Linked DNA regions of Mus musculus: region 1 is linked to region 2. Evidence: chromatin loops called from intact Hi-C (ENCODE). Cell type or tissue: heart. All regions are shown on one strand.

Evidence for each region. Peaks named below come from ENCODE experiments on the same cell type or tissue, not always from the same donor. Only the 100,000 strongest peaks of a DNase experiment are listed, where the experiment ranks them.
Region 1: a loop joins it to region 2, with 2.5 times the contacts of the local background. A loop is called at or near these places in 2 of 42 quality-filtered maps.

The regions. Positions count from the first base shown.
Region 1 is chr8:99,560,780-99,568,779 of GRCm38, reverse strand. The region is part of intron 1 of A330008L17Rik (RIKEN cDNA A330008L17 gene); the gene reads right to left. Among named protein-coding and RNA genes, the nearest start is that of A330008L17Rik, 150 kb to the right of the region's middle. In heart, no CTCF peak of the experiment used is centred here; no DNase peak of the experiment used is centred here.
Region 2 is chr8:99,442,218-99,450,217 of GRCm38, reverse strand. The region is part of intron 1 of A330008L17Rik (RIKEN cDNA A330008L17 gene); the gene reads right to left. Among named protein-coding and RNA genes, the nearest start is that of A330008L17Rik, 30 kb to the right of the region's middle. In heart, no CTCF peak of the experiment used is centred here; a DNase peak (open chromatin) is centred at 3,547.

The sequences.
Region 1 (8,000 bases), 120 kb before region 2:
AGAAGAAGGAGAAAATGGAAGAGGGAGAGGATGCAGAGGAGGAGGAAGAAGAAGAAAAGCATAGCAGAAGCACACGGCCTGGAGAAACCACAGTTCTAAGGGGTCTCAAAAGCTGTGGAAGATGGTAGTATAGCAGTTGATCTGCCCAATCTAGGCACGCAGCAAGTAATCATATAAACTGTGTTCTGTTTTCATTGCCAGGGCATATTTGGGAGGAGATTTACCGCAACAAATGGCTGGGGAGTTGGGGAAGAAATTGGAAGGAGAAGAAGTATGAGAAACTAAAATCAAGGTAAAATGTATGCTATAAGAACCTATTTTTAATAAAAATATCTCTATTTCTTTAATTATCTTTAATCTATTTTTTTAAGTCTAGATGGTATCCTCCTCCCAGGCTGCCATTCTTTCTTTCTTTCTTTTTTTGTAAAGGCCTACTTTATATTTCATTTCTTATGAATGACCTGGTTCCTTCATTTCTTTGTGGTTGGTTGGTTGGTTGGTTATTTGGTTGGTTTGAATTTTTTCTTTATTATTATAATTTGTTTTTTTCTGAGGTTGTATTTCTCTGTATAGCCCTAGCTGAAACTCACTTTGTAGACCAGACTGGCCTCGAACTCAGAAATCCTCCTGCCTCTGCCTCCAAAGTGCTGGGATTAAAGGTGTGCACCACCACACCCAGCTCTTTCTCTTTTTTTTGTTTTAATTTTTTATTAGATATTTTCTTTATTTACATTTCAAATGCTTTCCCCTTTCCTAGTTTCCCCTCCAAAAATCTCCTTTCCCCTCCCACTTACCAGTATTCACCATCCCACCCACTCCTACTTCCTGACCCTGGCATTCCTCTATACTGGGGTATAGGACATTCATAGAACCAAGGGCCTCTCTTCCCATTGATGACCCAGTAGACCATCCTCTGCTACATATGTAGCTAGAGCAATGAGTCCCACCATGTGCTTTCGTTGAGTGGTGGTTTACTCCCAGGGAGCTCTGGGGGTACTGTTTAGTCCATATTGTTCATCCTATGGGGCTGCAAACTCCTTCAGCTCCTTGGGTACTTTCTCTACCTCCTTCATTTGGAATCCTATGCTCAGCCCAATGGGTAGCTGTGAGCATCCACTTCTGTATTTGTCAGGTTCTGGCAGAGCCTCTCATGAGACAGCTATATCAGGCTCCTGTCAGCAAGCTCTTATTTGTATCCACAACAGTGTCTGGTTTTCATGGTTATTTATAGAATGGATCCCAAGGAGGGCAGTCTCTGCTCTGAACTTTGTATCTATAACTCCTTCAATGGGTATTTTGTTCCCCCTTCTAAGAAGGAGCAAAGTGTCTACAATTTGGTCTTCCTTCTTGAGTTTCATTTTGCAAATTGTATCTTGGGTACTCTGAGCTTCTGAGCTAATATCCACTTATCAGTGAGTGCATATCATGTTTGTTCTTTTGTGATTGGGTTACCTTACTTAGGGTGATATACTCCAGATCCATCCATTTGTCTAAGAATTTCATAAATTCATTGTTTTTAATACAGGCATAGCACTCCATTGTGTAAATGTACCACAATTTCTGTATCCATTCCTCTGTTGAGGGACATCTTGGTACTTTCTAGCCTCTGACTATTATAAATAAGGCTGCTATGAGCATAGTGGAGCATGTGGCCTTATTACATGTTGGAACATCTTCTGGGTATATGCCCAGGACTGGTATTGCTGGGTCCTCAGGTAGTACTACATCCAATTTTTTGAGGAACTGCCAAACTGATTTCCAGAGTGGTTGTACAAACTTGCATTGCCACCAGCAATGGAGGAATGTTCTTCTTTCTCCACATTCTCACCAGCATCTGCTGTCACCTGAGTTTTTGATCTTAGCCATTCTTACTGGTGTGAGGTAGAATCCCAGAGTTGTTTTGATTTCCATTTCCCTGATGACTAAATTATGCTGAACATTTTTTTAGGTGTTTCTCAACCACTCAGTATTCATTAGTTGAGAATTCTTTGTTTAGCTCTCTACCCTAAAAAGTTGGTGGACTCTTTTGTCTTATTGTCAGCATCCTTTGCCTTACAGAAGCTTTGCGATTTTATGAGGTCCCATTTGTCAATTCTTGATCTCACAGCACAAGCCATTGGTGTTCTGTTCAGGAAATATCCCCTGCCCATATATTCAAGGCTCTTCCCCCCTTTCTCTTCTATATGTTTCAGTGTCTCTGGTTTTATGTGGAGTTCCTTGATCCACTTAGACTTGAGCTTTGTAAGAGGAGATATGAATGGATCAATTCCCATTCTTCTACATGCTAACCCTCAGTTGAGCCAGCACCATTTGTTAAAAATGAAGTCTTTGTTCTACTGGATGGTGTTTGCTTCTTTGTGAAAGATCAAGTGACCACAGATGGGCGGGTCACTTGATCTTGATTCAATACTGGGTCTTCAATTCTATTCCACTTATTGAAAAGATATTCTACCTGTCTGTCACTATAACAGTACCATGCAGTTTTTATCACAGTTGCTCTGTAGTACAGCTTTAGGTCAGTGATGGTGATTCCACCAGAGGTTCTTTTATTGTTGAGAATAGTTTTTGCTTTCTTAGGGTTTTTTGTTATTGTGGATGAATTTGAAAATTGCCCTTTCTAACTCTGTGAAGTTGGAATTGTGATGGGAATTACATTGAATCTGTAGATTGCTTTCAGCAAGATAGACATTTTTACTATATTATTCCTGCCAATCCATGATCATGAGAGATCTTCCCATGTTCTGAGATCTTCTTTGATTTCTTTCTTCAGATACTTTAAGCTTTTTTTTTATTGGATATTTTCCTTATTTACATTTCTAATGTTATCACTTTTCTTGGTTTCCCCTCCTAAAAACACTCTCCCCCTATTTCCTCCCCACTCTCCCTGCTCACCAACCACCCCCACTCCTTCTTCCTGGCCATGGCATTCTCCCACACTGGGGCATATAGCCTTCATAGGACAAAGGGCCTTTCCTCTCATTGATGACCAACTAGGACATCCTCTATTGCATAAGCAGCTGGAGCCATGAGTCCCACTGTGTGTGCTTTTTTGGTAGGTGGTTTAGTCCCTGGGAGCTCTGGGGGTACTGGCTAGTTCATATTGTTGTTCTTCCTATGGGGCTGCAAACCCCTTCAGCTCCTTGGGTACTTTCTCTAGCTCCTTCATTTGGGATCCTATGCTCAGCCCACTGGATGGCTGTGAGCATCCACCTCTGTATTTGTCAGGCACTGGCAGAGGCTCTCAGGAGACAGCTATATCAGGCTCCTGTCAGCAAACACTTGTTGGCATCCACAACAGTGTCTAGGTTTGGTGATTGTAAATGGGATTGTTCCCCAGGTGAGTAAGTCTCTTGATGGTCATTTCTTGGGTCTCTAAACCACACTTTGTCTCTATAACTCCTTGTATGGGTGTTTTATTTCCCCCTTTTAAGACAGATAGAAGTATCCACACTATGGTCTTCATTCTTCTTGAGTTTCATGTGGTTTGTTAATTTTATCTTGAGTATTCTAAGCTTCTGGGCTTCTGGGCTAATATCCACATATTGGTACGTGTATATCATGTGTGTTCTTTTGTGATTGGGTTAACTCACTTGGGATGATATACCATCCATTTGCCTAAGAAATTCATAAATTCATTGTTTTTAATAGCTGCATAGTACTCCATTGTGTAAATGGACCACATTTACTGTATCCATTCCTCTGTTAAGGAACATCTGGGTTCTTTCCAGCTTCTGACTATTATAAATAAGGCTGCTATGAAAATAGTAGAGCATGTGTCCTTGTTACATGTTGGAACATCTTCTAGGTATATGCCCAGGACTGGTATTGCTAGAATTGCTGAATTTTTGTCTTATTGTCAGTGTCCTTTGCCTTACAGAAGCTTTGTAATTTTATGAGGTTCCACTTGTCAATTCTTGATCTTACCTCACAAGTCATCGGTGTTCTTTCTGTTCAGGAATTTTTTCCCCCTATGTCCATATGTTCTTTGCCACTTTCTCTTCTATAAGTTTCAGTGTATCTGGTTATATGTGAAGGTCCTTGATCCACTTGGATTTGATCATTATACAAGGAGATAAGAATGAGTAGATTTGCCTTCTTCTATATGCTATCCACCAGTTGAGCCAGCACCATTTGTTGAGAGTGCTGTCTTTTTTTTTTTTTTTTTTTATTCCCCCCAGTGGATAGTTTTAGCTCCTTTGTCAAAGATCAAGTGACCATATGTGTGTGGGTTCATTTCTGGGTCTTCAATTCTGTTCCATTGATCTACCTGTCTGTTGCTGTACCAATACCATGCAGTTTTTTATCACAACAGTAGTACAGCTTGAGGTCAGGGATGGTAATTCCACCAGAAGTTTTTTTATTGTTGAGAATAGTTTTCACTATCCTGAACTTTTTGTTATTCCAGATGAATTTGGAAATTACTCTTTCTAAATCTATGAAGAACTGAGTTGAAATTTTGCTGGTAATTGCATTGAATTGATAGATAGCTTTAGGCAATATGCCCAATTTTCCTATATTAATCCTGCCAAACTATGAGCATGGGAGATCTTTTCAACTTCTGAGATCTTCTTCCACTTCTTTCTTCAGAGACTTGAAGTTCTTATCATATTGATTTTTCACTTGCTTTGTTAGATTCACATCAAGGTATTTTATATTATTTGTGACTATTGTGACTATTGTGAAGGGTGTTGTTTCCCTAATTTCTTTCTCAGCCTGTTTTTCCTCTTGTCCTTTGTGTAGAGGAAGGCCACTGGTTTTTTGTTTGTTTGTTTTTTGTTTTGCTTTGTTCTTTTTGTTGGTCTTTTTTTGGAGTTAATTTCATATCTAGCTACTTCACTGAAATTGTTTATCAGTTTTAGGAGTTCTCAGGTGGAATTGGGGGGGTCATTTATGTATACTATCATATCATCTGTAAATAGTGATATTTTGACTTCTTCCTTTCCAATTTGGATCGCTTTGATCTCCATTTGTTATTTAATTGCTCTGGCTAGGACTTCAAGTACTTTATTGAATAGCAAGGGAGAGAGTGGGCAGTCTTGTCTAGTCCCTGATTTTAGTGGGATTGCTTCCAGCTTCTCACCATTTACTTTGATGTTGGCTACTGGTGTCCTGTAGATTGCTTTTATCATGTTTAGGTTATGGGTCTCGAATTCCTGATCTTTCCAAGACTTTTATCATGAATGGGTGTTAGATTTTGTCAAATGCTTTCTCCGCATCTAACAAGATGATCATGTGTTTTTTTTTTTTTTTTTTTAGTTTGTTTTCATAGTGAATTACATGGATGGATTTCCATATATTGAACCATCCCTCCATCCCTGCCTACTTGATTATGGTGGATGATGCTTTTGATTTGTTCCTAGATTAGGTTTGTAAGAATTTTATTGAGTATTTTTACAACAATACTCATAATGAAGATTGGTCTGCAGTTCTTTATTGGGTCTTTGTGTGGTTTAGGTATCAGAGTAATTGTGGCTACATGGAACGAACTGGGTAGAGTACCTGCTGTTTCTATTTTGTGGGATAGTTTGAGGAGTATTGGAATTAGGTCCTCTTTATTAATGACTGTTTCTATTTGTTTAGGGGATATGGGACTCTTTAGATCTTTAATCTGATCCTGTCTAGAAAAATGTACATTTCATCCAGGTTCTCTAATTTTGTTGACTATAGGCTTTTGTATTAGGATCTGATGATTTTTTGGATATACTCAGATTCTGTTGTTATGTCCCCCTTTTCATTTCTGATTTTGTTAACTAGGATACTGTCCCAAGTGCCCTCTAGTTAGCCTGGCTAAGGGTTTATCTATTTTGTTGATTTTCTCAAAGAACCAGCTCCGGATTTTGTTGATTCTTTGAATAGTTCTTTTTGTTTCTACTTGGTTGATTTCAGCCTTGAGTTTCATTGTTTCCTGCTCTCTACTCCTCTTGGGTTTATTTGATTCCTTTAGTCCTAGAGCTTTTAGTTGTGTAGTCAAGCTGCTAGTGCATGCTCTCTCCAGTTTCTTTTTGGAGGGACTCGGAGCTATGAGTTTTCCTCTTAGGACTGATTTTCTTGTGTCCCATAATTTTGGGTATGTTGTGGCTTCATTTTCATCAAACTCTAAAAAGCCTTTAATTCCTTTCTTTATTTCTTTCTTGACCAAGTTATCATTGAGTAGAGTGTTATTCATCTTCCACGTATAAGTGGACTTTCTGTTATTTATGTTGTTACTTAAGATCAACCTTAATTCATAGTGATCTGATAGGACGCATGGGATTATTTCAATATTTTTTTATCTGTTGAGGTCTGTTTAGTGACTGATTATATGGTCAGTCTATAGATACCTGTTAAACCATTTCTTTCATAACTCCTGTTACTCTCTGTATTAGGGTTCTCTAGAGTCACAGAACTTATGGATAGTCTCTATATAGTAAGGGAATTTATTGATGACTTATAGTCTGCAGTCCAAATCCCAACAATGGTTAAGTTGTAGCTATGAATGGAAGTCCAAGGATCTAGCAGTTACTCAGTCTCACACAGCAAGCAGGCGAAGGAGCAAGAGCAAGACTCCCTTCTTCCAATGTCCTTATATTGTCTCCAGCAGAAGGTGTAGCCCAGATTAAAGGTGTGTTCCACCACACCCTTAATCCCAGATAAAAGGTGTAGCCCAGATTGGAGGTGTGTTCCATCACACCTTTAATCCCAGATAACCTTGAACTCGGAGATTTAATCTTCTGGAATCCATAGCCACTATGCCTCAAGATCTCCATACCAAGGTCCAGATCAGAAACTTTTATCTCCAAGCTTCCAGAGAACGGTGACTGGTGAGCCTTCCAATTCTGGATTGTAGTTCATTCCAAATATAGTCAAGTTGACAATCAGGAATAGCCACTACACTCTCACTGTGTCTCTGTTAAGTTTCTGTTTCCATAATCTGTCTATTGATGAGAGTGGGGTGTTGAAATCTCCCACTATTATTGTATGCAGTACATTGTGTGATTTGAGCTTTACTAACATTCCTTTAATGAATGTGGATGCCCTTGCATTTCAAGCATAGATGTTCAGAATTGAGAGTTTATCTTAGTAAATTTTACTTTTGATGAGTATGAAGTGTCCCTCCTTGTCTTTTTTATAATGTTAGGGTGAAAGTCGATTTTATTCGATATTAGAATGGCTACTTCAGCTTGTTTCCTGGGACCATTTGCTTGGAAATTTTTTTTCTAGACTTTTACTCTAAGGTAGTGTCTGTCTTTGTCCCTGATTTGGGTTTCCTCTGTGCAGCAAAATGTTGGGTCCTGTTTAAGTAGCCAGTCTATTAGTCTATGTCTTTTTATTGGGGAATGGATTCCATTGATATTAAGAGAAACTAAGGAAAGGTAATTGTTGCTTCCTAATATTTTTTTCTTGTTAGAGTTGGGATTCTGTTCACTTGGCTAACTTCTTTTAGCTTTGTTGAATGATTATTTTCTTGCTTTTTCTAGGACATAGTTTCCCTCCTTGTATTGGAGTTTTTTCTTTCTTATCCTTTGAAGGGCTGGATTTGTGGAAAGACATTGTATAAATTTCATTTTTTTTCATGTAATACTTTGGTTTCTCTATCTGTGGTAATTGAGAGTTTTCTGGGTATAATAGCCTGGTTTGGCCTTCCTGTTCTCTTTGGATCTGTATAATAGGTCTTTCTTTATATGTTACTTTACCTTTTTCCCTTACTGCTTTCAATATTCTTTGTTTAGTGCACTTGGTGTTTTGAGTATTATGTGTCAGGAAGAATTTCTTTTCTGGTCTAGTCTATTTGCCATTCTGTAGGCTTCTTGTATGTTCATGAGCATCTCTTTCTTTAGGTTAGGGAAATTTTCTTCTATAATTTTCTTTAAGACTTTTTAAATTAGTCACTTATAGTGGGTTGACCTAATGTTGCTTGTGTTCTAATACTAATACTGGTTCCTCAAGACCTGGTTTCCCAAGAGATGAAAGAGTCTGCATATATACCCAAATGATGCCATTTGACCTTGTCTCCAAGTTAT
Region 2 (8,000 bases):
CTTTCTAAACAATCAAAAGACACTGGGCATCGGAATAGCCTATATGGGAACTAGCTGTGAAAAGACAGCAGGAGATACAGGAGGTCAGATGAAGTCAAAGCGAGGTATTCACCATTGCTATAACCATCAACAAGCACCCCTGGGTTAAGCTCTCCTGAGGTTCTGACCTTATCTCACCTTGGAGAAAGTTTCTGTGCAAATGAAAGATACCTCTGATCCTGCAGGAACACAGGAGAGATGTCTTTGGATGTGATCCAGAAGGTAGTGAAATCAAAATCATAAATCCCGTGGGTGCTTATCCCTGCTAACAGAGAAAAATACGGAAGCCTCTGAGTCTTGCAACTGTTTCCATCTGTTCTCTTTATGTGTAACTGATGTAAGAAATTAGTGACTGCCAGAAGTCACTTGGTTTGCAATTATCATGTTTAATGGTATTAGTACAAAGTAGGAAAATGAGCTAGTCTATTCTCGAACAGAAAGCACAGATGAAGGTGAAATCAACTTTGGAGGCACTCTATCACCTATGACATCCTGTCTCATTATCTAAAGTAAAAAAGCGTTCCCACTTCACTTAGGAAGCAGATGGAAACCCCTAAGACCTGCTGACACAGGAGGGAAGGATCCATCTAAGAAGCATGCGATTCTCATGATGAGCCAAAGGAATTGTTTTGTATCATGGGGTCAAACAGGACATAGACCTTACCAAGTCAGTCCTAATCTAAATTAACCTTTGATCTTTAGTGTTTGTTCCATGTCAAAAACAGGTGTCACCATATCCATTCTTATTTTTAGCCAGGTCCTAGCAGTTCACATATATAGCCATTCTAACTTTCTATAACTCTCCAAGGCATGAGAAGAAATTTCATGTTAGCCAGATCTTGATGGGCTGTTTCTGTTTAAGAGAAAGTCAGAAAAAGCACCTTCCCAGTGGGGTTATTAATTTAACCCCTGAAAAGATGTTCACAGGGAAAGTGTGCTCAAAACATAATGAAGCTGGACGTTATTGCAGAACTCAGTATTATAAATGGTCAAAAAATGAGTGATTTTCCTGAAGTACACACAAAATGGAGAGTCATTTTTATAGATAGTCTTTAGTCAAGATTGTAGGTAAAATAAAAACACAACAAGCAACTGCTGAAAAAAAATTTGGTCTGGTGCAGGAATTAGGTCTTAGCAGAAAATATATGCATTTTATAGACAAAACAGATATGAGATTCTGAATGACCAATCTGTCATTATTATCTGAGGACTTAATTACATCCTTTTGAAAAGTCTCCTTTCCAAAGTCTAAAATTCCCAGTGGTAAATATAAAGAGTCTAGCTATCCCATTATACCACACAGTATGCACAAGTGACCATGATGACCCTGACATGCAGTAGATGATTAATAAAGCCCATTTTGACCCTTCAAAACAATCACATCTTGTTCTTTTACTATTTGGGTTAGGGAGGGGAGCCACACAAATCAAATGAATGAATCCCAAAACTTACAGAGTAACATAATGTATAATACAATTGTGGTAATTGGAAACTATCACAGGAGTCACTCATTGTCCATAGACTCTTGACTTGCACACAACTGGCAAATCTGAAGATAGTGAAGGTCATAGTGTACATATTCTAAAACATCTTTAGAAAAAAAAAGCAAAAAGTTCATAGATTGTCCTTTATTAAAGTTCCCAATAATGCATAGTTTTGCAGCTTAATTTACAGCACTTATACATTGGCTTCTAAAAAGTAAATAGTCCATAGCAGAAAACAGATAGGCATGCCAACAACAAACCATTTCTTTCTACTACTATCATGGCGATGTTAGCAAACTTTATCATTATTGGGATACAGTCTTAAATTTAACAATCACTCTGCTTCAGGGTTCACAGAAAATCTACAAATAAAGCAAACTAGGCTCTATACCATCAGGGACATGGACAATTAATACTACTGAATTTCGAGACTAATACTGGTAAAAAAAAAATCATTAGTTTGATTTTTGAGAATTCCATACATGGTACAATATATCCATCCCTCTCTTTCTTAGTATTGGGTATACAGGTGTGCCCTACACCCTCTCCAAACACAAATATGTAAATAAATCTAGGGAACAAATTGTATACATGCTATCGTGTATCATCCTTATATATTTCTGTTATTAAAATAAAAAATCGTATTAGTTTCTTTTGAGTTATTATGGGGATAAAATGTTATAAATTCTATTCATCATGAATTTGCATTTATTACAATATAAATAACTTTATTATTTGGTAGCTATAATGTCTAAGGTTTTGCTACAAGCACTAACTTAAACACTCATACAAAGTTATTTTTAGTTTTTTTTTTAACTGAGGAACTTTCAACTAAATATTTATTTGATGCATTCGAATCATTCTTTCAGAGATCTAATAACAAAATTATTATACTCCTAGCACCTCCTCTGTTAGCACTATGATTTGTTGTATTCCATTAGTTAAATAATGGAACAAATAAGCACAAAGAGATCTTTAGTCTTTGGAACAGAAAATCTTGTGAGCGATTTTGTTTAAGTTTTTTTTTAAAGTTTTATTTTATTTTTATCCTTTTAAGAACAGTTCAACTGGGACCATGCATATTTAAATTCAATATAGATTAGTGGCATGTAATAAAGCCAATTTTGACTTTATGCAAAAAATGTATACATAGTAGTAATTTCACCATCACTGAGCCAAATCCTTGGTGAGATTGGGTTATAGCTTAGGTAAGTCACAAATAAATGTATTTATTTCATTACTAACTGATAACATATAAGACCTGAGTTGTAGGCTAAAAAGATAACTCAGTGTTTATCACCAAGGTGAAGGTCTAGAGTTGTGTTGCTAGGACCCACATGGTTGAACAAGAGAAATGATGCCACCAAGTTGTGACCTCTACATTTGTCCTGTTGAATGAAGTGAAAACTTAAGGGTTCTTTGGAAATTCAGTTGTGTTGGATGGTGTTTTGCTGGGGCAAACACATGAAAGAATGTTTCACTGAAGCAGATACAGGTGAAAGGATGTTCTGAGAGTGCAACCACATGAAATGACATGTGACAAGGGATTCTTCACTAACAACATACATTGCATAGTTGAGCTCCATTTTTCAGGACTCCATAGAGAGAAATGTACCAAAAAACTTCCTGTGGTTTACTCAGACTGATTGGCAGAGTGATATCAGCTGAGACAGACTCACATGGAGTTTTGCTAAGAGTCACATGCTGAGGCAAGAACCCTGGAAGTCACTTGATGTTTGGAGGGAGTATTTGACAAACAGTGACAGTTATAGCTTTCTTGGCTTGGCTTGGTTTGGCTTGGTTTGGCTTGGTTTGGCTTGGCTTGGCTTGGCTTGGCTTGGCTTGGCTTGGCTTGGCTTGGCTTGGCTTGGCTTGGCTTGGCTTGACTTTACTAGGCTGGGATAGGGTTGCTATATAAAGAGCTAGCTTTGCAACACTTGTTGGTCTCTCATCACTGTTGATATTCTCTTCATGGAGAGAGGCACAGCTGAGAACTTTTCCTGCAGTTCCTGTGCACACTGGTCTTGCTTGCTGACTCATACTGACTGGGCTGAGACCTGGCTGTTCCGGTGAGGTCATGCCACCACTGCTGCCATCCCAACTCTAGTGAACTGGACTACTGCTGTATCCCTCAAGTGTTTACCAGTGGATAGAGTGGCTTGAGCTGAGCTGTCACATCTGACCTGTGAAGTGAACTGACAACACAAATGGGATTTGCTCCAAAGAACCATTTTTAAACAGGTTCACTTCCCCCATAGCCTTTCTTTTCTACTACCTCTGGTGGGTGGTAGGCTAGAAGGGAGCTATAAAAAACATTAAAAATAGGATTTGGAAAAAAAAAGTTGCATTGGCACTAAACCCTCACACATTAAAAAAAATGAGTAAATGTTTTAAAAGTTTAGATGTAGTGAAAGGGAGAAGTATAGCAGACAGTAATGAAACTTATTTATGAAAATATAATAATGAAACACATTCTTTTATATTTTAATGGTGTATTTTAAAATGAGGCTGAGAGGCTAGCTAGATGAATTAGAAGTTAATTACACTTGTGCTCTTACAGTGCACTAAGATTTGTTTCCCAGCACCCATGTGTCAGTTTAAAACCTTAGATGACTCCAGTTTCAAGGATTCCAATGCATTCTAATTGCCTACAGATACACACACACACACACACACACACACACACACACACACACACAGAGAGAGAGAGAGAGAGAGAGAGAGAGAGAGAGGCAAATATTTTGAAAGAAAAACAGAAAAAATAATATAAAAGATTACCTCCATATAACATAGCATTGAGATGAGATAGAGAAAGTCATCAATCATTTTTTGCTGTCCAACCCTGAGGATCTGAGTTTGATCCCAGGAGAGGAGACATGGGCTTGTCATCCCAGCACCCAGGAAGGGTAAACACAAAAAGATCCCTGGGGATTGCTACCCAGTCACCATAGTAGAGCCAAGGAGCTCTAGGTTCAGCTAGATATTCAAAAAAATCAGTTGAGAAAACACCTGGAATTGTGATTTGTCCTATGTATAAGTGCATATACACCCACATACATGTGCCCACAAACTAATGGAAGAAAAATTTATATTAAAATAAAAATTCTAGCATTGCATTCAGGGCTCATAGTTTGACAAAGAGGTGTGTTTGCGGCACACTCATTAATAATGTCTTTTATTCATGTTAAGGGTATCATGCTGGAAAAGACTGCAGAGTGCTAAGAACCAGTCCACATTGAACATGCAAACTTTCTTTGAAAAATAAATTCTCTCATTATGTCTTTCATCTCCCATGTTGTGCAAAGAAGCTTTGACTCTGCATTAATTGTTTAAATCATCAATATGATCAAAATATAAAGAAGGTAGAAGATGATTTGTAGGTGAAATTGAGTATTCTATTTCATATAAATAAGTAAGCAGAATTGTGTCTGTATCTGTTAGATAATAAAAGTTGTTAACATATAAAAGAATAAATTCAGTGAAAAGAAAAAGAGAACAAAGTATAATGGCACACACATATAAAAATGCTATAATGAAACATGTTTTTGTGTGTGTGTGTGTGTGTGTGTGTGTGTGTGTGTGTGTGTGTATGCATGATGGATTAAAAGAGAGAAAGAGAGAGTGACTGAAAGAGATAACACGAATTGTATGTCAGACCTTTTGCTAAGGACCATGCACCATGGATTCAAAAATTATTAAGGCAAAATTTTTGATTACTGTAAATATACAGGTTTGCTGGGGTGGTTTAATTGAAATGTTTTCTATAGATCTCAGGCTTTTGAATACTAACTTGGCCCCCAAGTAGTGTATCTTTGTTAAGAGGCTTTGCCTTGCTGAGAAAAGTATGTCAATGAGTGCTGGGTTTAAGTTGACAAAAGGATGCTACTATCTCTGCTTGCTATTTGTGATTCAAAATTAAATCCCTCCACTGCTGACACTACTCTCTGCACCTGGTCCCTCCTGGTACCAGGATTCTAAACATCTGCAATCACAGCGTCAAAGAAACCATAATGTTTCATCACTGAAGTAGGAAAATAACTATTCCACTTACATGGGAGGGCTTGTAAATACATTATATCTGGGCAGGACAAACTCAACAAGGGTGGAGAAAATTATATAGTGAAGTCCATAACAACCCTAGCAAACACAGTCAGGGAAGAAGTGGGGAAACTGTGGAGTAGATATCAATTACTGAATGCAAGGCTTTCTCAGGAGACTCCCCCTTAAAGAACTTAACTCCTTCTCTACACTGTTGGAAGTGTTTTATTGACTCATGTTCTGCCTTCTTTCTACATGCAACTATCCTGGCAGAGGCTTAATTATCATCTTAAATGCCAAGTTGATGTTAGGTTCCCTAAAGGTTGGAGTAGCATCAACCCTATAAAACGTGTCTTTGGAGGGATGAAGAGCTAAGAAAAAGCTCTCAGGAGAAGACCACAACTGACGTAAAATTAGAATACGGGAGCTTGTCAGACAAGGAGGAAAGAAAAAAATATTTCAAAAATATAATTGAGGTAAGTAGGAAAACACATTCCCCCTTCATTCTGGAGACTATGTCCACTGTTATCTATCTCTTAGGGGACTATTAATGCCAAATACATCAGGGGTTAACTGGAGGGATGTGTGCAGATAACTCTGCAGAATTTTTTTTCAAATACAGTGTTTTAACTTAGAAAAATTCAGGATAATGTTTTCTCTGAATAAAAAGGGATTAATTTATGTTGCCTACCTGTAAAACAAGAACACTGGTAGCTTTCTGTAACTATCCGTGTTTACAGAATAAATGAAAAAGACAAAATGTTCTCTTCATTCCTAAGACCATATGCAGGTCTGAATAAAGTAGCCTACTCTGCATTCAGCCAATCTCTTGAGCATCTTCTCTCACTCCAACTCAAAATAGTCTGAAAATGTTGTCTGTAAACATCCTAAAGAAACATTAAGTCTTTGTTGGAATGTAAAGGAAGAGTGTGAGTTAGTGTTGTACATTAGTGTCCTCCCACTCAGGGCCTTAAAATCTGACTCATAACCAGAAAGTAAACAAATGGATTTCTCCATTCGTTCCTCACTTTCATGTGCATGATGCATGAATAATGGAAGAGAGTGGCTTCCAGGCTGGCTTGCTTTCTCCTGTACTCATTTCCTAACAGCACTACTGAAGCCAAAGTTCACTGTCACTGTTTTAAGAAGAGAAAGTCATGTTTAACCATATTTATGAGAAAAGAAAAAGGAAAAAACACAACAAAACAGTTTTTCTGTCTACATGAGCTTTTCAGGAGAAAGATAAGGCACAGCTGTCCCAAGAGCTGGGACTTATTTAGTGATTATGATACTTAGGCTCAATTATCACGAACTGATTTAGTCTGTATAACAAACATCTTGAAGTCCAATCTGATATACCTATAGCACTGTCTTTTATTACCAAATAAGTTATGAAAAGTCATGCAACCTTGAGGTAAGTCCATGGAGAATATTGGATCACTAGGTCCATAACCTAACTTTTTTTTTTTTTTTTTTTTGAAACAGGGTTTCTCTGTGTAGCCCTGGCTGTCCTGGAACTCACTTTGTAGACCAGGCTGGTCTCGAACTCAGAAATACACCTGTCTCTGCCTCACGAGTGCTGGGATTAAAGGCGTGCTTCTAAAGAAAGAAACATATGGTAGGAAAATCAAGAAGGGACTTTAAAAGAAGATTTCTTTCATTTTTGAAATTACCATTAAATTACATTTTTAAACCCTTCTACCTCCTCCCTCCCATATGCTCAGGTGTGTTCTCATTCAAACTTATAGCTTCTTTGTTCATGAATTGTGTGTGTGTGTGTGTGTGTGTGTGTGTGTGTGTGTGTGTGTGTGTGTTTGGATATGGATGAATAGGTACAGAGCCACACACTTAGGATGTGAGCCACTGAAGAGAAAAACACAGAAGACAAAGCCTATCTGCCATTAATTATGTTGTTTTCTTTGATTCTAGAACATGCTATTGAAATCACTATTTCCTAGCTAGCCCTAGATAGGCTGTACTCTATATAATGTGACTTTTCCCATGTGATATAGTTCAGAATGAGAAGTAGAGTCAGGATCTGAGTGTTGGTATTTTGGCACACATGAAAAGTTGGTGGAGCTGGAGACAGCGTGTAATCTGTAATGTACTTTTGGGTAAACCTGAGTACCTTAGTTTGAACCTCCACAGCTGTGTACAATCTAAGTGGAACGGTTGGGTATTTTAAATCCTGACACTGGAGGATGAAGCTCTCTCTGTCCAGCCAACTCAGTGAGTTCCAGATTCATAGAAAGACGATGTCTCAAAATAAGGAAGGATAGGGGCTGAAAGTGACCTCTGGCTTTCATATGCATACAAACACATGTGTCATGCACCTGCACACATATAACAAACACGTAAAAGGAAGAAAAAGAAGTGACACCATGAAACCATTTAACAGAGTTCATGTGGTTTTGAAAAAAGGGGTTTCACAGAAACGAA